Linked DNA regions of Homo sapiens: region 1 is linked to region 2. The links are chromatin loops, found by intact Hi-C in ENCODE. Cell type or tissue: endothelial cell of umbilical vein. All regions are shown on one strand. Each heading gives the region's core, and the rest is flanking DNA. Links, peaks and the distances in the headings are about the cores only.

The links. Hi-C counts contacts between places; a loop is a spot of excess contacts. Peaks named below come from ENCODE experiments on the same cell type or tissue, not always from the same donor. Only the 100,000 strongest peaks of a DNase experiment are listed, where the experiment ranks them.
Region 1: a loop joins it to region 2, with 6 times the contacts of the local background. A loop is called at or near these places in 2 of 110 quality-filtered maps.

What each region holds. Positions count from the first base shown.
Region 1 is chr16:75,335,936-75,347,019 of GRCh38, reverse strand. All of the region lies in intron 5 of CFDP1 (craniofacial development protein 1), which reads left to right. Among named protein-coding and RNA genes, the nearest start is that of BCAR1, 90 kb to the right of the region's middle. In endothelial cell of umbilical vein, for the core only: no CTCF peak of the experiment used is centred there; DNase peaks (open chromatin) are centred at 3,549, 4,529 and 6,109; H3K27ac peaks cover 4,841 bases.
Region 2 is chr16:75,238,218-75,247,881 of GRCh38, reverse strand. It overlaps BCAR1 (BCAR1 scaffold protein, Cas family member), which reads left to right. Exons shown (of 7, transcript NM_014567.5): 2 at 4,792-5,412. Among named protein-coding and RNA genes, the nearest start is that of BCAR1, 8.6 kb to the left of the region's middle. RefSeq lists enhancers at 3,146-3,255, 5,406-6,247, 6,248-7,089, 8,772-9,613. In endothelial cell of umbilical vein, for the core only: no CTCF peak of the experiment used is centred there; DNase peaks (open chromatin) are centred at 1,272, 2,221, 2,551 and 3,601; H3K27ac peaks cover 4,549 bases.

The DNA.
Region 1 (11,084 bases), core at 2,467-7,466, 97 kb before region 2:
TGCTATTAATAAAGAAATGCTGACCCTTGTTACTGAACTCCTGCTCCCGGGACGCATTGTGACACCAACTACTTGCTGTCATATGGAAGGACAGACAAGACCATCTGTGTTTTCCCAAGCTAAGCAGAATTTTTTTTCAGGAGTGGGGTGGGCAAGTCCTGTTGACTAACTAGATTTTCGAGTTTTGATTAGGCAGCAAAATACCACCTCAGAGAAGAGGAATGGGGCAAAATTATTTCCAGAGTTTGGATGGCATATCAATCTTTTGTAGTAGGTGCTGACTTTTTTTTTTTTTTTTTGAGTGGAAGATTTTAGAGCTATCTTGGAAAATCAAAGTATATCCAATATCGATTATATAAAACTTAGTTTATTGTTGCTTCCTTCATCCTGTCCACCTGGTACTCTTTTTTTTTTTTTTTTTTTTTTTTTTTTTTTTTGAGACAGAGTCTTGCTCTGTCACCCAGGCTGGAGTGCAGTGGCATGATCACGGCTCACTGCAAGCTCCGTCTCCCAGGTTCACGCCATTCTCCTGCCTTAGCCTCCCGAGTAGCTGGGACTACAAGCACCCACCACCACGCCCGGCTAATTTTTTGTATTTTTAGTAGAGATGGGATTTCACCGTGTTAGCCAGGATGGTCTCGATCTCCTGACCTCGTGATCCACCTGCCTCGGCCTGCCAAAGTGCTGGAATTACAGGCGTGAGCCACCATGCCCAGCCCTACCTGGTGCTCTTTACACTGGAGAGTTTACCCCTAGAGAACTTCAGCACATTGACATTCCTGGTCCTTGGGCTACTTCATTTACATTTACCTACAGCTTTGATGTCAGAATCCAGGACACAATCTCACCACCTTTCTGTTACTTTCACTTCACATGTGCTAGTAAACACTGAGGATTCAGCAGAATTTAAGCACAGTGAAGTGCTCATGGGAGATGCATTGGGAGTACTGAACATTGACATTTGAGCCATTGTTCCGTGTTGCTCACACTACCATCCAATTCTTTTTCACTTCACATGCATTCAGATTTCTTCTTGAGTAGAGACCTGGAAGCCTCAGACCTCATATCTAGAAGACCTTGATTATGTTCTCTGGTGCAGCCTCAGCTTAGTCACCGATGACATGACCAGGTCTTACAGCAAATGAGCACCAACTTAGGACCCACTGTCATGTGCCTTGAACATTTTTCAAAGTTTTCAGCATTTTTCAAGATTTTAAAGTTTACTTAATTATTTTCCTCATGGTGGTCTAACTGATCACAGTAAGAAAACAAATGATCTTTTGTTTAACAACTCATGGCATGAAAAAAACATATGATCTTGATCTCTTATTACCAAACTCTCTTGCAGACTTTGGGATGTTCTTTTCTTTCTTTTTTAAGAGACAGGGTCTTTGTCATCTAGGGAGGAGAACAGTGACATGATTATAGTTCACTGCATCCTTGAACTCCTGGGCTTAAACAGTCCTCCTTCCTCTTGCTCAGCCTCTTAAGTAGCTGGGACTACAGATGCATAGCCACCATGCCCAGATAATGTTTTGTTTTTTTTTGTTTTGTTTTGTTTTTGAGACAGAGTCTCACTCTGTCACCCAGGCTGAGGTAAAGTGGTACGGTCTAGGTTCACTGCAACTTGCACTTCCCACATTCAAGCGATTCTCATGTCTTAGCCTCCTGAGTGGCTGGGACTACAGGCATGTACCACCATGCCCAGCTAATTTTTGTATTTTTAGTAGAGACAGGGTTTTGCTATGGTGGCCAGGCTGGTCTCAAACTCCTGACCTTAAGTGATCCACCTGCCTCGGCCTCCCAAAGTGCTGGGATTATAGGTGTGAGCCACTGCTCCCAGCCTGTTTTATTTTTGTAGTGATGGGGTCTTGCTTTGTTGCCCAGGCTGGTCTCAAACTCTTGGGCTTAAGTGAACCTCCTGCCTCAGTCTCCCAAAGTGCTGGGATTGCCCAGGCTGGTCTTGATCTCTTGGGCTTAAGTGATCTTCCCACTTCAGTCTCTCAAGGTGCTGTGATTACAGACACGAGCCACTTTACCCAGCCTGAAAATGTTCTTTCTTTTTTTCTTTCTTCTTTTTTTGTTTTTGAGATGTAGTCTCCCTCTGTTGCCCAGGCTGGAGTGCAGTGGCACGATCTCAGCTCACTGCAACCTCTGCTTCCTGGGTTCAAGTGATTCTCCTGCCTTACCCTCCCAAGTAGCTGGGACTACAGGCACGCACCACCATGCCCAGCTAATTTTTGTATTTTTAGTAGAGACAAGGTTTCACCATATTGGCCAGGCTGGTATCAAACTCCTGACCTTGTGATCCACCCATCTGGGCCTCCTAAAGTGCTGGGATTACAGGTGTGAGCCACTGTGCCCAGCCAGGATGTTCTTTCTAAATGATGTTACTTCTGGGCTCTTTGTAAGGGTTATTAGTCCCTTTCTGAAGATTTGTTTTGAGTAGCTTTTCATTCAGTTTTTCTTCTTGTTTTGGTTTTTCTTAGGTGAATACACGCCTACTATAAAATATCTGAACATAAGCTATAACGTGGTTGTTCAGTCACGAATTGTACCATTATTTTATAGTTACTTTTCTAATGGCATAAGTCCCATGATTTTGTTTTCTAAAGCAATTAAAGTGATTTGACACCTGATTTCCTTTGTTTTCTTACTGTGGTGAAATACACCTAACATAAAATTAACCATTTTAAAGTGTACAATTCAGTGGCATTTCGTACATACACAGTGTTGTGTAGCCATCACTCTGGTTCCTTTTTATGTTTGTGTATACCAGTGAAAAAACATGCATAGTCCCTCAAAGCCTTGTATATACTGACAGAGCAAGCTTTTCATCAGCTTCAGAATTTATGCACTACTGCCAAAAGTTAGTTACTTTCATCCAGTAGCCAAGCAATTCATCGGTTGGGTTTTAAGTAACTGGTTTATTACAGCTTGTTGTCATACAGTAATTGCACTAAATAAGACCTCTAAAATTATTCGTGCTGCTTTAATTTGGGAATGGGGGAAACTGTTTCCTGCTAGAGATTCTAATTTTAGTATACATGCTGTGGAAGTGAGTACCCTGCTAGAGATTCTTAAAATGTCACAATTAAGCAAATGCCTTTAAAAATTCTGCATAAAATGTCGCATGCTTATGTATTGCCCCGTCTACTCAACTACCAGATCATCTACAGAATTATTTCCTTTTCTTTGCCTTCTTAGGAAATCAGCCTTTCATGCGCGAGATGACCCTGCATTGATTAACTGAGTTACTGTGAGTGGTATGACTAGGGCTAGTCAGTGCTAGGATATTGACCATTTTTAGTTTACTGGCCAAGGCAGTTCTGAAACTTACTGCCTAGTTTCTTTTTGGAAGCTTGTAAAATAATTGAGCTAGTGATGAAGTCATGAACTCTTTTCCAGGCTTCCCCAGGTGCCCTGAGGCCTTGTGTCCCCCAACCCCCTCAAATGACTGGGAATTGGCCTAGCTGTTTTGTCATACACATACATTTTCTCTACATTTCCTTTCCATCTTGGAACTGTTCCATTAGTGTTTGTTTCTCATCTACATGATGTGGAACTAACTGCACCTTTTTTGCTGGAAAAAAATGGAGTCAACACATTTAGTGTAAGGAAACCATAGCCAGGCTGTTCCACGACTCCTTGAGGACTGCTCAGAGGTGGAATCCTCAACAGAGGAACTGCTATTCAGCAAGAGAGAACATGCATGTGCGGAGAGGCCTGCTATCTAGTGCCAGCAGCATTTTGTTCTCTAAAGAGCTAAAATGTAAAGGAGTTTTTGCTGGAACATTTTTTAACTTATTTAGTGTCATGTAGTAGAGCCTTGCAGTTTAGCCCAGGGACTTTTTTCCATTTTTCTGAGGACAAAGCAAGTCTCTGTCTTCCCCAAGAACAACCAGAAGTTGGTACCTATGGGGTTTGTTCACTAATAGTCCTGACCTTAAATCTAGTTGTTTTCTTCCAGGGAGCTCAGAGTGCCTTACCAGGGAGACTGCCATCCTCCATGCAGCAGATCTCCAGTGACCCCATTGGATTGAGGGGGTGCCATCTCACCTAGGGCAGACTCCTCAACCTTAGCACCACTGACATTTGGGCTGGATAGTTCTTTGTCCTGTGCATTACAGCATGTTTAGCAGCATCCCTAGCCTTTACCCACTAGATGTCTGTAATATCTTCCCCAGATTGTGGCAACCAAAAATTTCTCCAGACTGTACCAAATGTTTCCTGAGGGCAGAATGACCCAAGGTTGAGAATCACTGCCCTGTGGTTTCTTCCAAAGGCAAGAGGAAGATTGCTGATTCTTAACCTAGCCACCTAACCTCAAAATATTTGTTCTTCTTCCCCCAAGTAAGAGCCTAGAGAAAGGATGTTTTTTTTCCGCTGTAGTATGCAGATAGAGCCCACGTGTGCAGATGTACAGGGCCAGGCAGAACTCTAACTCTGCATTTGGCTTTGGCTACCATTAGGGGTGGGAAGTGATGAGCCAGCAGTGACCTCCTTACTACCTGCCCCTTTTGTTCCAAGTAAACAAACTTTTACAGCCTTTCTGTTAATGAGTCAGCTGGTAAAGAAAACAATCTACTTTGCCAAAGCTATTCTGAAGCTGAGACATGGCAGAGTTTTGGATACATAAGTTCCTGTTATACTGACTTTTTCTTCCTGGCAAATGAGGAAGGATACTAGTGCAGACAGGAGTGCCAACAAGGATTTGTGACTGTAGCAAGTAGCAATTTTTTAAAACAATACATCCCAGACTTTTCCAGCAATGGTAATTCAAAAGCACCAGTGTTCTCTACATCTTAAAGTAAAAAGTAAACTTCGATGTTAACAGAGGGTTATAAAATCATTGGCATAGCAGAAGCCACAAATCAATCCTGACAGTGAATTTTTGGCAATGTGCTGGCCTTTGGAAACATCTGTTGGTGTGGCCTGTGATATTCAGGGATGAGGTACATCCTTAAAAAAGCTATTTAACTTGGAATGTGTGAACTATACAAATATTAGGAATTAATAAAATGCCACTGGAGTTTTAGAAGAGAAAGAGACCACAGGGACCTGCTTCTTTTGCAGGAAAGGGAAGTTAAGAGAGGCAAAGGACCAGAACAGAGTCGAAAGACCTAGGTCTTTTGATTGCTCCAGCTAGAGTTACTTTTCCATGGAACCACACTGCCTCGTTACCTGGCTGCTTGAGTACAGCAATAAACTGAGCACAGAAAGGGAGTCCTAGAAACGGTGGAAAATACTAAAGCAAGAAGAAGAAAGAGAACAGGACAGCTTGGCCTCCCCCAGAAATGCTATGGCTGGAGCTGTGGAAAGTGTGTCAGCATTGCAGGGTCAGGCCTTTTTTTTTTTTCCTTTCTACACTCTGCTGAAACCTTCTGCTGTCAAAGAAGCCTTCCCAAATTGCCAGAGCAATGCCAGACATAGGAGTTGCATTTATAATCCCCTCACTGAGAGGGTTCCCTTGAAGTTTTGCTTTAAACTCTCTGCTAATCTAGCCAATCTCTTATTTTGGAGAAAAACTACCAATCTTCTCTTGACAGCCTCAAGATAATCTCTTCATAATTTCCTTCCTCCAAGGTAGATGCTAGGAACAAACAAAAGAAAACCTTTCTGAACATTATAGCAAAGCCAGTTAGGTTGCCATAGGGTTATTAATAACTTTGAATCCCACTGTGGACTAGGAATAGTAGGTCCCAGTTAAGAACAGCAGCTGTCAAAGAGAATTGTAGCTGGTGGTATGTGGTGCAGGTGGACGGGTGGGCAATTACTGCTGCAACTTGCCTAATTTACAGCCATTAACATTTACATAAAAATTCATTTAAAAACTGGTGCCTTGTCAGGAAGACCCAATGAGATGCACATAGCATCATTAGGAATAATTAACTGGAGAGGGAAGAAAGCATTAGAAAGTGCTCTGGGAGTGGAAGCACTGTGCATGCCCAGTGTGTCTTTGGGCCAAATGTAACTCCAGCCTGAGAAAAGAATGGTCATCATGAAAATATTTTTTTTACTTCCAAGTCAGGAAACAGACTCACAATGGAGTCTACTTCTCTGCTTGGAATTTTGAGAGGTGCAGGAAACAACCAGCCATTACCAGCTGAGGTTTTCCTGCTGATAAATGAACCCTGAGGCCACAGTGACCTGTCTTGTTAATGAGTTAATGAAGAAGCTGGTCCTCGCATTGACCTCATCCTTAAAAGCTTTCTGTAGAGCTGAAACAACATTCCTCTCATTTATAAGTTAACTCTTTTCTTACTCAGCAGATGAAAAACAGAAGACAGAAAAGAATCTGTGACAGAGAAGTAGAGCGTCTATCAATGGGCTTCTCTTTCTTAAGTTTCTTAAAACTTTAACTTCACTTGCAGAAAGAAATTTCGTCCAAAAAATAGTTCCTCTTATTGCAGAACCTTAATAAAACTGGTTTTTTATTTATGTTCTGTTTACCCCAAAGGCAATGACATTTAATGAAGAATTTTCCTACTCACTCTGACAAGAAACTGGTTGGAATAGGCAACATAAGTGGTTTGAGTTTATGTAAATATTTTAGTGTGGAGGGAAATAATGAGAAAATTTTACTCTGTAAATAAATGTTATTAACCAAGCATCTTATTAAAGGGAGCAGATCCTGTCTGTAGCTTACTAGAGAAGAGAAATAACAGTCTCCTTTAAATTGGGTTATATTTGAGTAACCAAAAATGAATTCTTCTTCTAAATTATTTCTTCTCTTAGTGATTGATTGTTGGTGATGTCCCATAATTTGAAGGAGGCTCCAGGGTTGTTGTCGATACCTCTGTTACAGGATCATCGTAGGAGCATTGCGGTCCTGGAAATGTGATTTTATCAGTCGATTAGATTGCGATGAATTGATTCATGACAATCATAAGGCTGGCGTTACATTTGTCTTACAAAACTCAAATGCTTGCTTATTAACTTAAAATTACTATTTCAGTAACTAGAGGAGTCTGTCCTATTGAGGCATGCAAAAACTAGTATGAGAAAATAATAAACAAAACCAGAAAAATCATAAAAAGTAACAGGAAGATTTGTTTGGTAAGCAAAGCAAAGAAAATGGATTGATCATCTTAAGACATCTTCTCCATGTGCCATTTAAAGATTTTTAAGGAATCTTTGTCTTCCACTATAAGATCCTTGGTATTAGTGGTTCATATCTAGAACAGCTTCTACCTGGTGAGTGCTGAAGGGCTCCTGTTAAGATGGCTCTCAAGTTGGCAGACTGAACATGCATCACATGTATGCCCCAAATCCCTAATATGTTAGATATATGTCCTGGCAATGCTAGAAGAAAAGAAGCATCCTGAGAAGTCTAGAAATCTGAGGAATTCCTAAAGGGCAGAAGGCTGAGGGAATCAAATTAAAGGTGGAAGTCAGAGTCCAGAAGCCCTGCATATCCTGCCCTTCCCCTGTAACCGATGGAGATTGGCAGTGGTGAAGTAATGCAGCATTTACACACCGAGGATCTAGACAGCCATGAGCAAGCACATAACAGTCGCCAAACCATCATAAAAGAAACACCAAACTGAAGAAACTGAAAAGCTCACATTGGAGGATCCTAATAAGAACCTAAAGAAGACTTTAAGGGAAGTGAATTTATCCCTGAAAGAGATAAAAAGAGAATGCTGCACTCATGAAATAAGAAAAAAGAATGATTTTTATTTCCTAGACCTTGGAAATAAAACATGATCCTTTAGTTAGAACCTCATTAAAGGGTTGAGTAGCAGAATGGATACAACTAAAGGAAGAAAGTGAGCAGGACGAATGAGCCAAAGAATTGTCCTAGAATATAAAATAAGACAAAGAGATAGAAAGGCTGACAGAAAAGTGAATACAATAAGGAGGCTCATTTCAGAAGTTCCAGTGTTCATCTAGTAGGAGTTCTAGGAGGAGGAGACAGAGACAGTGGAGGAGGGAGCAAATAACCAATGAAATAATGGGAGAAAATTTCCCAGAACGTAAGCAACAATTTGTAGATTGAAAGGGAACACTGAGTGCCCACTGTGAAGTTATGAGTTTAAGAAGACTCAAATTGTACACATATAATGGAAGCGTCCAGAGAGAGAAAACTGGCCAGCCTATAAAATATCAAGGATCAAGTTGGCATCAGAGTCTTCTGGTAACACGCAAGAGGATGATAAAGTAACATATTCAGAGTTCTGAAATAGCATAGTCCAGAACCTAAGAGTCTGTACCCACAGAAGCTATCCCTTAGATATCAAAGGCAAATGAAGACATTTTTCAGGTGTGCAGGAACTCAGTTTCTCATTCATAATCCCTATTTTATAGAATTATCAAGGGATGTTGTCCAGAAAAATGAAAGGGGGGGATCAAAAAGAATAGATGAGCAAAAAAACAGAAAATGCATTAGGTCAGTAACCCTCTGGAAAGTGAGCAGCTGCACGCTCTCAACAGCAGTGACATCACTAGACGCAGGTAGAAACAGCCACCCAGAAGTTCTCATTCACACTGTGCTCTGATATCCATTGCAGTTGTCACCAGAAATCCAGTCCTCCAGATCATGCTCATCTTTAAGATGCTCATCTGTACTCTGCCCTGAACATTCCCTGAATGGACCCCTCTCCAACCCCTCCCTATCCTCTGCTTCTGTGTACACACTAGAACCCATTGGTTCCTTTCAGTCTCTGCTTCCTTGATGAATGATCCCTTTATCTTCTTGCCTTTTCTGAAATGGCCCAGTGGTCCCCTGGAAACACTGCCACCTGCAGCAACCTCAGGCAGAGGCTCTTTTTCCCCCCCATGCTTCACATTCCCCAAGAGTGAGAGGTGAAGTAAATGTCTCTTTTGTAACCCATCATTGCTTCCAAATTCTCCCTGTCTCCTGGATTTGCCATTGAGTTCAGTGGAAGTACAAAAGTATCCAAGCTAAGAAGGGTAAGAGGAAATGAACAGAGAGCAGAACCTTTGAAGTAAAAGTTGCAGCAGTTTCATTGGGTATGAGAGAATGCCGTGTGAATAAGTGGCTGAGCTGGGTGAAAGACAAAGTTGATTGGCTCTGAGAAGGTTGAAAAAATTGAGGCCAGGTTTGGATCATCTGTGGATACTGAAGTCACTTGAAAGAGAGGAAAAGGGAAAACGAGCAAACTCCTCCCAAGTGCTGAAGTCGTTGGTCAATGATATGGTTTGGATTAGTGCCCCGCCCAAATCTCTTGTCCAATTATAATCCCCAGCATTGGAGGAGGGGCCCGGTGGGAGGTGATTGGATCATGGGCATGGACTTCCCCCTTGCTGTTTTCGTGATAGTGAGTTCTCATGAGATTTGGTTGTTTAAAAGTGTGTGGCACCTCCCACTTCTGTCTCTTCCTCCTGCGCCACCCATGTAAGACGTGCTTGCCTCCCCTTCCCGCCATGATTGAAAGTTTCTTGAGGCCTTCCCAGCCATGCTTTCTGTACAACCTGTGGAACCATGAGGCAATTAAACTTCTTTTTTGTATAAATTATCCAGTCTCTGGTAGTTCTTGATACCAGTGTGAGAACGGACTAATACAGTCAGTGACAGGGGATTGAGTGACTGGAGAGGTTAGTTGTGGCAGCAATAAGGAGGGGCAAAGGTCAGTAAAGCCTAATGGCCTGCGCCTCAAAGTAGCTCTGTGTTTGGCTAAGAAAAGAGGAGGGAGAGTTTGGAAGCAGCGACTCCACCATCCTTCCAGTGCCAGTACCCATGGATCTTGCCTGCCTTGTGGTACTGCCTGTGGCCGCTGCTCCACCTTTGTGCCGGGCCTCGCTCCCTCTCCCAGTGTCATCATTCCTGCACTTAGTCCCTCTCACATTGCTGTCTTCTCCCTTTCAGCTGGATCATTCGCATCAGCGAGCAGAGTAGTACCTGCCTTAGTAGGAAGTTCATTTTAACTGAGACAACATCCTTCAAAGGCTTAGAACAATGATACATTCATAATTTTTTTTAAAAACTTGTGCATGGCAGAGACCGCCATAAACAAAGACAGCAAACCAGGAGAAAACTATTTGCAACTCAGAGCCAAACAAGGTGCAGATTTCCATAAGATCCCCTACAAATCAATAAACATAGCAACTGTCCAGTTTTTAAAGGGCAAGGAACCAACAGCTCGCAAGAAAGGAAATACAAATGGCTCATACATTAGAAAAGATGCTAAATTTTGTTAATAAAGAGACAAATTTAAATGACAAGGAGGTGCCATTTTTCACCATATTGGTAGAAATCCTAAAATAACACTTTTGACAAGGGTGTGGCTATCCATGTTTGTAGTAGCACAGGATTGCCATTGGCAGTCCAGCAGTAACCACTGTTGAATAAATTATGGTTCTTCCCTACAATGGAATAACATACAGCTTTAACAGAATGAGGACATGTTTTGTGTGCTGATCGGGAATGATCCCTGAAATACATGGTAGATAATTGAAAAAGCTAGGAGCAGAATAGTGAAGGGGCATACAGCCATTTAAGTTGTTAAAGAGGGGTATATGCATTGTTTGTATGTGCAGGAAAGGAAGAAGTGGAGGGTCTTCTCCCGGCTAAAGCCAAACTCTCTTTTCTGTTTCTGACCAGATTGTGCTCAGGATCACTGCCCGTTCTTGCTGCTTACAATGTTCTTGCTCCCTACCTCTCATCACTGAGCTCTCAACTGTCCCTTCTCAGAGAGGCCTCCCCAGGCACTCTAGCTGCAGCCCAACTTCCCTGCCCCCTTAACTCCTGTGCCTGCCAGGATCTAGCATCTTCACACAGGCTCCTGTGCTACCTATCTGCACCACAAGCATTTGGCTCCTTGAGGGCAGTGTCTTGTTCTCTGCTCTATTTCCACCTCCTAGAACAATGTCTGTCTGGCTGAGAGAAAGTGCTCAGTGTTTGCTTAATAACAACTAAAATCCTAAGTGATACTGATTCTGATGATGATAGTAGGAAAGAAGAAAAGGGCAGAGGGGCAGCTGCAATTTTTTTCCCCACTTATTTGGGGGAGGCTTATATTAATTTCATTTAGATTATTTTCATCCCCTTCTAATTGTCTTCCCCCCAATTCTGTCATTTTGAAGTCAGTCATCTATTTTTTGTGTTAGGTCGAACCGCT
Region 2 (9,664 bases), core at 58-5,057:
AGAGAACAGGAGTTCTTGCCATTTTCTCCCAGCTCCCACCTTGTGCTGGCTTGCGGGTGCTGAGGTCATATTTGCTGGGTGAAAGGGTGCAGGCCAGATATGAGCCAGGCCTGGCAGAGAGGGTTTTGGTCAGCAGTGATACCTGCAGTGTTCTCTGCAGTTGGTTTGGGCTGGCCCTGCTCCTGAGAACTCCTGGGTTGTCCCTTCAGGCAACCAGGGAAGGCTCCTTGGAGCAGCAGCATCTCCCCTTACCACTCGCCGACACCAGCTTCCGCCTGACCCAGAGAAGGAGTTTGGGGACAGCCACAGCACGTCCAGGGCTCCCAAGGCAGCTGGCAGAGCCAATGAGGAGACCCCAACACCCATCCGACGGCTGCAGCTCTCCCTGACGTGTGTCACCCGCAGCCCTGGTCCCAGCCGCTGTGCTTCTCAGGGCCTGCCTGCCCAGCCCGGGTGGATATGGTGCCCAGGCGGGCCCCGGGGACACAATGAGGGCCATTCTCAGAGCCAGGCAGAGCGTGTGGGGCAGTCCTGTCAGTCCTATGTGCAACAGCTGGGATATTGTTTAGGGAGTGCTGGCATCAGGCTGGGGCTCTCCTCCTCTGGCCCTGCCCTTTGGGATGAGCAAGCCCCCAAAGGCCTTCCTGGGTTCCTCTGGTGCACGTGCCCTGGAGTTACCCTTCTGAAGGAGGTAGACTTGTCCTCCTGTCCTGGGTGCCTGGGGTGCAGGGGTGTGAATTGGGCTATGTCAAGATATGCTGGGCAGTACTGTGAGGTGGGGGCAGAGGGGAGAAGGTGTCCCAGGAGGAGCCTTCCTGGAGGGGATGATAGTCCAGCATGTTCTGAAGTGGGAGTAGGGTGCGGCAGGAGTAGGGTACCAGAGAATGAGTGAGTCAGGCAGCAGCCTCCACTGCGCCTTGGACACAGGTGGCTGACAGTGTCCACCTGGACTGGCTTTGCACCCCTTCTGAGGTCACAGTTGTGTCCCTTGAAAACTTGGGCAGGAGCACCTGACTGGCCCAGCTTGGGTCATGCCCTAGGCCCAGCAGTGCGGGAGGCCAGGAAAGTAGGCTTGGGGAGGCTGGCCTCTCCTCCAGTTTGAAGCATGGCAGGGGTTCCGGGGGAGGCTGCTGGGGGGCCTGCGAGCATGTCCAGAGCAGGAATGCTTGGGGTGGTGTGTGCTTTGCTCGTCTGGGCTTATCTGGCCGTGGGGAAGCTGGTTGTGCGGATGACGTTCACTGAGCTGTGCACGCATCATCCATGGAGTCTGCGGTGTGAGTCCTTTTGCCGCTCCAGGGTCACAGCCTGCCTCCCTGCTCCAGCCCCCTGGCTGAGGCCCTTCCTCTGCCCCATGCTCTTCTCAGACAGGAATCCTGTGGAATGTCATCTCTTTGGGGAGGCCGTCTCTGACCCTGTATGCAAAGGCCTTCTCCCACATTATTTTTGGCACCCCACTTTCTTCCCCGTGAAAGCAAATTGTTTGGTGTCTTTCTGTCCCACTACAGTATAGGCCCGGTTCAGACAGAGGCCTTGTCCACTAGGCCTGCGCTATCTCTGCGGAGCCCAGCCAAAGCAGGGGCCAGGCGAATCTTTTGTTAAAAGAACAATGCGCGCTGGGCACAGTGGCTCACGCCTGTAATCCCAGCACTTTGGGAGTCCGAAGCTGGAGGATCACTTGAGCCCAAGAGTTTGAGACCACCCTGGGCAACATAAGGAGAACCCATCTCTACACAAAATTAGCTGGGCGTGGTGGTGTATGCCTGTAGTCCTAGCTACTTGGGAGGCTAAGGTGGGAGGTGGCTGAGGTGGGAGGATCACTTGAGCCTGGGAGGTTGTTGCAGTGAGAGCCATGATCGCGCTACTGGGCAATAGAGCAGAACCCAGTCTCAAAAAAAAAAAAAAAAAAAAAAAAAAAAAGAACAATCCTATGAAATGAGGGCTGTCATCCAGCAGAGAGGATCTAGATGCTCAGAGAGGCTAAGGGATTTGCCCAAAGTCCCACAGCCGGGCCCAGGTCTGAGTCTGCCTAGTGAGGAAGAAGGAGTGCATGTCCTTAGGGAACAGAACAGGAGGCAGAGAGGCCCGGAGAGGCGGGGGCCCTGGCCAGCTGGAGTGGTCGGTTGTGTACCAGCAGCGTCCAGAGCTCAGGCTGGGCGGGGGCACACCAGCTGACGCAGGCGGGGAAGCTCCTGGTGCCAGGCGCCTGGTGCCACGTGCCCAGCCTGTGAGATGCTTCCCAGCCTGGCTTCAGCGGCCCCAGACTGGGCTGTGGCCGATCAGTGAGCTCATGCCTGGCAGGGCTGGGCTGTGAGGCCAGAGGCCCCAGCCGCTCACCTGGGCCGGGCTTTCCCTCCCTGCAGGGCCCTTCCCTCCACAGAGCCCCCGGCCTCCCTGCCTGTGCTCCCTCAGCCTCTCTGAGTGCCTGGCCCTGCCTGATGGGGCCTCTGCCAGCCTTTCCTGGGCCACCCTCCTAGGAGGTGAGGGGCCTTCGCGGGGCGGTCCCCTCTGTCTAAACCCCCACCTTCTCTGACTTGGCTGGAGGGGAATTTTCCTGTGACTCACTCTGCTGGCACTTCCTGTGGTCACCAGGGCAGGGGCTGGGGGACCCGGAGGGGCAGCTCTGTGGTGTGTAGGGTCACTGGGGAAGGGTGGCCCGCCCCCGATGGGCTGTGATTCCCAGAGGCAGGCTGCAGACCATATTTGGGAAATGCTTGTCTTGCTGGCCGCCTGGGATGGGGGCCCTGAGCCCGGTGGGCTGCAGGACAGCCCCCGCCCTCCCGCTCCTCTGTGGGGCTCTGGCCCCTAGACCTGCCGCACTGCCTGTCCCGTCCTGCCTCAGAGCCTGGGACATAGTCCACCGTTTTCTTTTTTTTTCTTTTTGTGTAGTTTTTCAGCCCCAAAGCAAGAAACACTCATTCCTGAAAAACAGGAAGAGAAACTATCTCCATTGTCTCAGACATCTCTGGTGTCTTCCTGACCCTCTCTTGTCTTTACGTTTCACAGGACATTTTCTTGAGATGTGCTTTTCACTTGAGTGCCTTTTTCATTTTGTTGTAATCATGGTGTGGACAGTGTTGCAGCCATCCAGGGCCTCTGCCCTTGTGCTCACCTTGGCTCCAATATGACTCCACCTGGGCCTGCCCTCTCCTAGCTGCCCCCTGGCCCCTCCCTTGGGCCTTGCTCCTCCTGGCTCTCCACACTCCAGCCTCTGGCCCTTTTAGGGACTGGAGGCTCCTAGCTGCTCTGGAGAAATGGGCTCCCTGCTGATGATGTCCACCCAGGGCAAGTGAACCATGGGGTCTGAATGTCTGATCCTGGGACCTGGGGCAACTACTGCCTACCCAGGCCGCTGCCTGGTATGCCATCGCCCTCTGATGCCGGCCAGGGAGATGGCGCTCAGAGGGGCACTGTCCAGCCCCTGCTCATATAGGGGAGGAGGGTGGGCCCTAGGGACTTGAAAGAGGCCTCACCCCCACTCCTCTGCCCCAAGGCACAGGCTCCTGCTTCCTGTTTCTGCCCAAGGGGGCGTGGCCCTTTCTTCCTTGTTTCACTCCTTGCAGATGGAGTCCAGAAAGTGGGACTTGGGCCCAAGTGGGGATGGTCACACAGCTACTGGCTGGCCAGAACCCAGGTCCCATTTCCGAGTCAGAGTCTCGACCAGGCTGCACATCTAAGACGCCAGGAGACTCTGAGGAGGGACCTTGCAGGGCAGCCCAGAGCTGAGGCCAGGCTGGTGGGGTGGCTGGAGCCCAGTGCCGGTCACTGTCCAGCCAGCCTGGCACTGTTCTCACACCCGGCTTCCCTGTGTGTGAAGTCTGGGGCCCCTGTGGAACCCATGCAGCCCTCTGCTGCCCTAGGAGGGGCCGCAGCCCTGGCCTTGTCTCACCCCGTGCCTCCCTCACACCTGCCTTTTGCTGCAACCGCCCACACCCTCCAGCCAGGGATCCTCTGTCTCTCTGGGCCCATCCTGCGCCTGGCACCTCGATGGGGCAGCAGCGGCAGGGGCGAGGATGCATGAGTGTGTGGTGGGAAACTGCGAGGCCTCCCTGCCTGGGCTCTAGTGTCCCAGCGAGGCTCCGCCCCTGCCCTCGCCACGGCACTCATGCCTCTGATCCCACAGCCTCCTCCAAGTCCCTCTCGGACTGCTTGGCTCCTGGGCCACATGGAGCACGTACCCGGCTCTGCAAGGGTTTGCTGAGGGCGACGGGGCCAGGACAGGGAGGGTGTGCCTCCTGTTTCTTTCCCAGCCTTGGGGAAGGTGTTTGAAGTTTCTAAATTAATTACTGACTTTTTGGATTTGGGGTAGATAGACTTTGTTAAGGAAGCTCTGTCTTATTGTTGTTCATTTTTTTATCCTAAGAAGCTGTTCTTTTTGTCAGATTATTTTCGTGCACCTCGAGAGAGAACCATTTGCTATTTGTTTTAACTTGGCAGCTTTGTCGTGATTACTGCCGCTCTCCTTGTGTTGGTCCAGGTAGCAGAGTGGCCTTGGGTGGGGCTTTTAGGGATATCTTGAGGGTCATCCCTGGAGTTTTGGTGGTGACAGTGGTCAAGAGGATTTTGAGGTGCTATACAGGTGCAGTTGAAAGAAAGGCCAGGATCAGCTGGGCCTTTCTGCTGGGGAACAGGTGGGGACAGTGGAGGCAAAGGCACAATGATCTCGCCAAACTCCACTGAGTTCTTTTCCTAGTATCAAAGCTGGGCACCTCCCCAGAGCAGGGCAGGAGCTGGGGAGCCCCTGACGCCCCATGCACATCCTTCTGTTCTCACACCTGTGTCCTCTCTCCCCAGAACGTGCTGGCCAAAGCGCTCTATGACAATGTGGCCGAGTCCCCGGATGAGCTCTCCTTCCGCAAGGGTGACATCATGACGGTGCTGGAGCAGGACACGCAGGGCCTGGACGGCTGGTGGCTCTGCTCGCTGCATGGGCGCCAGGGCATCGTGCCTGGGAACCGCCTCAAGATCTTGGTGGGCATGTATGATAAGAAGCCAGCAGGGCCTGGCCCCGGCCCTCCCGCCACCCCGGCCCAGCCTCAGCCTGGCCTCCATGCCCCAGCGCCTCCGGCCTCCCAGTACACGCCCATGCTCCCCAACACCTACCAGCCCCAGCCAGACAGCGTCTACCTGGTGCCCACTCCCAGCAAGGCTCAGCAAGGCCTCTACCAAGTCCCGGGTCCCAGCCCTCAGTTCCAGTCTCCCCCAGCCAAGCAGACATCCACCTTCTCGAAGCAGACACCCCATCACCCGTTTCCCAGCCCGGCCACAGACCTGTACCAGGTGCCCCCAGGGCCTGGAGGCCCTGCCCAGGATATTTACCAGGTGCCACCTTCTGCCGGGATGGGGCATGACATCTACCAGGTCCCCCCGTCCATGGACACACGCAGCTGGGAGGGCACGAAGCCCCCGGCAAAGGTAAGGCTGTCCTGGCACAGTTGTGCAGCCACACAGGTATAGCCCAGGCCCTGGTTTGTGGGCACAGAAGGGTCCAGCCACCCTCAATCACCGGCATTCCAGGAGTGGCTGTGTGTTTGGTCTGGGGTCAAAGTGGGAAGTGAGTGTTTGGGGGGTGTTCATTTGTCCGGGGAAGATGGATGTGAATGGACCCAGAGGGGAGATGCTCCGCTGGCCTCAGCCAAGCCGACCCGAGTGGTGGTGTCACCAACCACAGGGAGCAGCCTGTTGAGGCGTTCCAGTGGGCAGGCGGGGCTTGGCACATGGGGTCGGCAGTTGCTGGGCCCCCGCAAGGGAGAGGCCAGCCACTTCATGCTCAGGCTCCCCTGTGCCATCTGGGTTTACGTGTCAGCCTCTAGATGGGGTTCCGGCACATCTTCTGGCCGCCCCTGCCTCCACAGGCCAACCCCTCTCCACTTATGGAACATGCTAGGGGCCAGCGGGTGCGTATGGTGATCTGGATGTGACTCCTGGGAGGACGCTGCCCCTGAGATTGCTAGAGGAGGACTGCCCTGAGAGCCTCCTGGGCTCTTGCTGATGGGATGCTGGGCCTGGGGACAAGACCTCTGGCCTCCAGACCCTGAGCCCGCTTCCCAAGTCCACAGGGCCCCTGCCTCCCAAGCTCACCTGCCTGTAGGAAGGAGTCAGCACTAGACACTCAGCCCAGGGCTGAGGTGGAGACCTCATTGGTGCCAGCTGGGCAGCGAGTCAGCTGGGAGTTACCCCCACCCCCGCCCATGGGTGGCCTGGTACCCAGGAGGCATGGCCGGAGGTCGTTGGCGGGTGGGGGACTCCATGGACATGGGCCACCAAGCCTGGCCACCAGGGGAACCTGGGTCACTGGCTCCCACTTCCTGCTCTACCTGCTCCTTCAGCCATCTGGTCAGAGGCGAGCCTGGCTGGCGTGGGGTGCCTGGGTGGGGGTGCTCCCAAACTGGCTTTAGCAAGAGGAGCAGGGTCCTGTTATCCCCTGGGGAGGCGGCAGGGAGCAGTGTCCTGTAGGGGAGCCTCAGGCCACAGTCCAGGTATACCCACACCCCACACAGATGAACACACGTGCATGATGCCTGTACCCCACAGATACGAACACCCATGCACACACCATATGCACGAACACACACATGCGCTACATGAATGTGCGTGAATACATGCACATATCTGCATCCCATACCCCATAAATGGACACACGTATACGCCCACACATGCGCACATCATATGCATGAACACGCACACACCCAAACCCCATATGTGTAAACACACGTGCATACTCACCCCACACACAGACACGTGTACGTCCACACATACAAAGCGTGTGCACCCACCAGTATCCCACAAACGTACAAATGTATGTGCGTATGCACACGCACACACAGTCCACACTGCACATGCCCCAAGGTCAGGCACATCCCCACCCCTCCTCTCCCGCCTTTGCAGTGAAGCTTGTCCTGGTGCGGCTGGAAGCCCTGTGGGCTGGGGAGCAGCAGCGAGACCCCCAGACAGAGCCCGGCCTCGAGGCTGTGTTTTGGCAGCTGTTCTGTCTCCGTCTCCGGCAGGGGGCCTGCTCTCAATTGCATCAGGGGCTCAGCCAGCTGGGTCCTTCTCTGCCCATGCCCACTGGTAGAGCTGCCCAGACCTGTGCCCCAAGGGCCCTGACCTGGCTGATGGCCCAGGAAGGAGAGCCCTGTGTCCTGGGCCTGGCTGCTCTCCCCCAGGAAACCTCCCCCAGTCTTGATTGTGTCTGCTTGTATTTTATGATCACAAAAGCAATGCTTGTTTGCTGTAGAAAATGCATAATGTATGGGAAAGTCTGGAGATGAAATTTTCCAATCGCGGTAATCACTGGGAAATTCTGGCATATTTTGTCTAGTATCTGCCCTGTGTTTCACAGATTTATACATGCAGTTTTGCATTTCAAAGTTGTAAATCCAACATTAGATATCAAAAGCATTTTGTTGAATTCTTAAAGCTTGTCCCTGAGCCGCCTTGGACTTTGCTGGGTTGCCCCCTCTGCTGGGGCGGGCCCTGGGCAGTTTCCGATTGCTCATGCCTTCATTACGGTGGCACGGCGGTAACACCTGGCTGCGGGACATCTGTGTCTGAACCTCCAGGTGCTCCCCTCCAAGCCTCAGGCCTGCCCCTCAAATGCCTGGGAAACTGAGTCTCCCAGTTCCAGGGTAGTGGTTGGCTGGGCTGAGAAGGAGCCCTTGCCAGGACTTCACGTGGGCGGGAGGGACACTGGCTCTCAGGAAGCCAAGAGGGTGAGTGACAAGGATGGTGGCCAGGAGGGTCAGAACCCTGGGCCCTGGAGCAGGGTCCAGTGGTTGCTAAGGTGGGAGCCTGGTGGCCCGTATGGCTGAGGGAGAGGTGAGGGCCACACTGGCACCGAGACTCTTTGGGCCGGGTGTGGGCTGTAGGAATCTGAGGGCAGAGGCTCTTTCATGGTCAGATGGGACCCCCGGGGGAAGGCGTCTGTGGGAGGTCGCTCAGGTAGTGCCCCTGGTCAGTGTCTAAGGAGACAGCCATGGCGTGAGGTCAGGCGTGCACGTGGTCCTGTCGGGCCTGTGTTTCACCCTCCTCGCCCTAGAAGCTTCATCTTGCCCCAGGCTCCCCTGTGCTGGGACCTCAGGCTGGGGTGCCTGGAGCTGGGGAGGGAGGGGAGCGGGCTATGGTGGTGGCCCCTCAGGCCACCATGACCCAGGTCGGGTGAGCCCCTCATGCTGGGGTGTGTCCTGGTGGCCGTGGTCGCAGCGCTCCTGTGGTGCTCCATTTCCCAAGGAGGAAACGAGGCTCCTGGATTGGGACCTGGGGGTGCCAGAGCCGGGAGCCAACCCAGGTCAGGGGCGACACCCATTTTGCAGAAGGGGGAGACCAGCCACTGAGCTCCAGGGCGGGGGCCCACTTTGTCCCCTTCCTCCGACCTGACACCTGCCTCTGGGGCCCTTACCGGGAGGCTGGGATGTATTCCTGAGTTCGCTTGTCCCCCCGCTTGATGCCTGATAGTAGGGGAGGAGAGGGGCGGCACCCTGGCCCTGGGGCTGCCTGGGTTCTGTGCGTGCACCTGGCAGTGGGCCTGTGCTGTGTTTTCTCTGCATTGTATGAGGCATGTGTGTCAGAGACCGTGTGGGTCTTATGTCAGTGACTGTGCCTCTGTTCTCTCCTCCTGGGCTCTGGCTGTGTTCCCCTAACCCCCGGGGGACCTCCACGGCCTGCTAGTGGGGTCTCAGGTGTGCAGCAGGGTGGCCTGTGATTAGCAGTGGGGCTGAGTCATTCCCCTAAAGAGCTTTTCCCCCTGGTGGCTGCGTTGCTCTGTTTTTCTAACAGAAACATTTGGTCACTGTGGCTGCCTACTGCCACCCGACTCAGCTCCAAGAGTGGCAGGCGGCCATTTGCCTGGGGAGGCAGGCCTGGGTCCAGCTGCACCCCTGGGCCTCACCGCGTGAGGTTGGGATGGCCACCGGCAGGGTGCTTTTGGAGGATGCTCATCCCTCCTGCTGGTGCTGGGTCCTGGCTGAGCCTTGAGGCTGGGTCCCCACCTGCCTTTGGGAGGCTGGGAGGCCTGGAGAAGCCTCAGGCCGTGCCTCGAGGCCCAGCCAACCTGCCACGTCCCTCCGCCCCGCCTGCCCCGCTGTTGGCAGGTCCCTGCATCTAAAAATAGTTCTGGAGGAGACTCAAGTCTGGGGCGCGTGGAGGGAGATGAGTCTGGAGAGGCAGCCGCCAAATCCACTCCCAGACGCACTGGAAGGGGGCGGGGACACCCCACGGAGGCCCCCAGCCGGGACTCTGCTACCAGGCGTGCTGGAGACCTAGTGGGCCCAGTTCTGCTGCGCTGCGGGGGGCTCTGCCAGGCCTGCGGCTGCTGGGGGGTGCTGGCGCCTCTGCCACCCCCATGCTCAGCGCCCCCCTCACAGCACCCTCAGCAAGCAGGGCTGGCTGCCTGCCTGCATTGGGAGGGCCTCTAGGGGTTCAGGGGCACTGGGCCCGGGGGAGGGGCTGCTTTGGCGCTGCTGCCCTGGGGGATGTGCGGGGAGGCCCTGAGTCAACCCTGTCCCAGACATCCCCTTTGATGAAGGAACAAAAGGTCTTTCAGTGGAGAGAGCTGAACAGGGAGCCTGGTGGTGGAGGCGTGTGGGCGCAGTGTGCCCGGGGGCTGGAGAATCCCACCAGGGAGGCCTTGACCTCCCCAAGGCAGGGAGACCTTCAGGGAAGGAGGCTG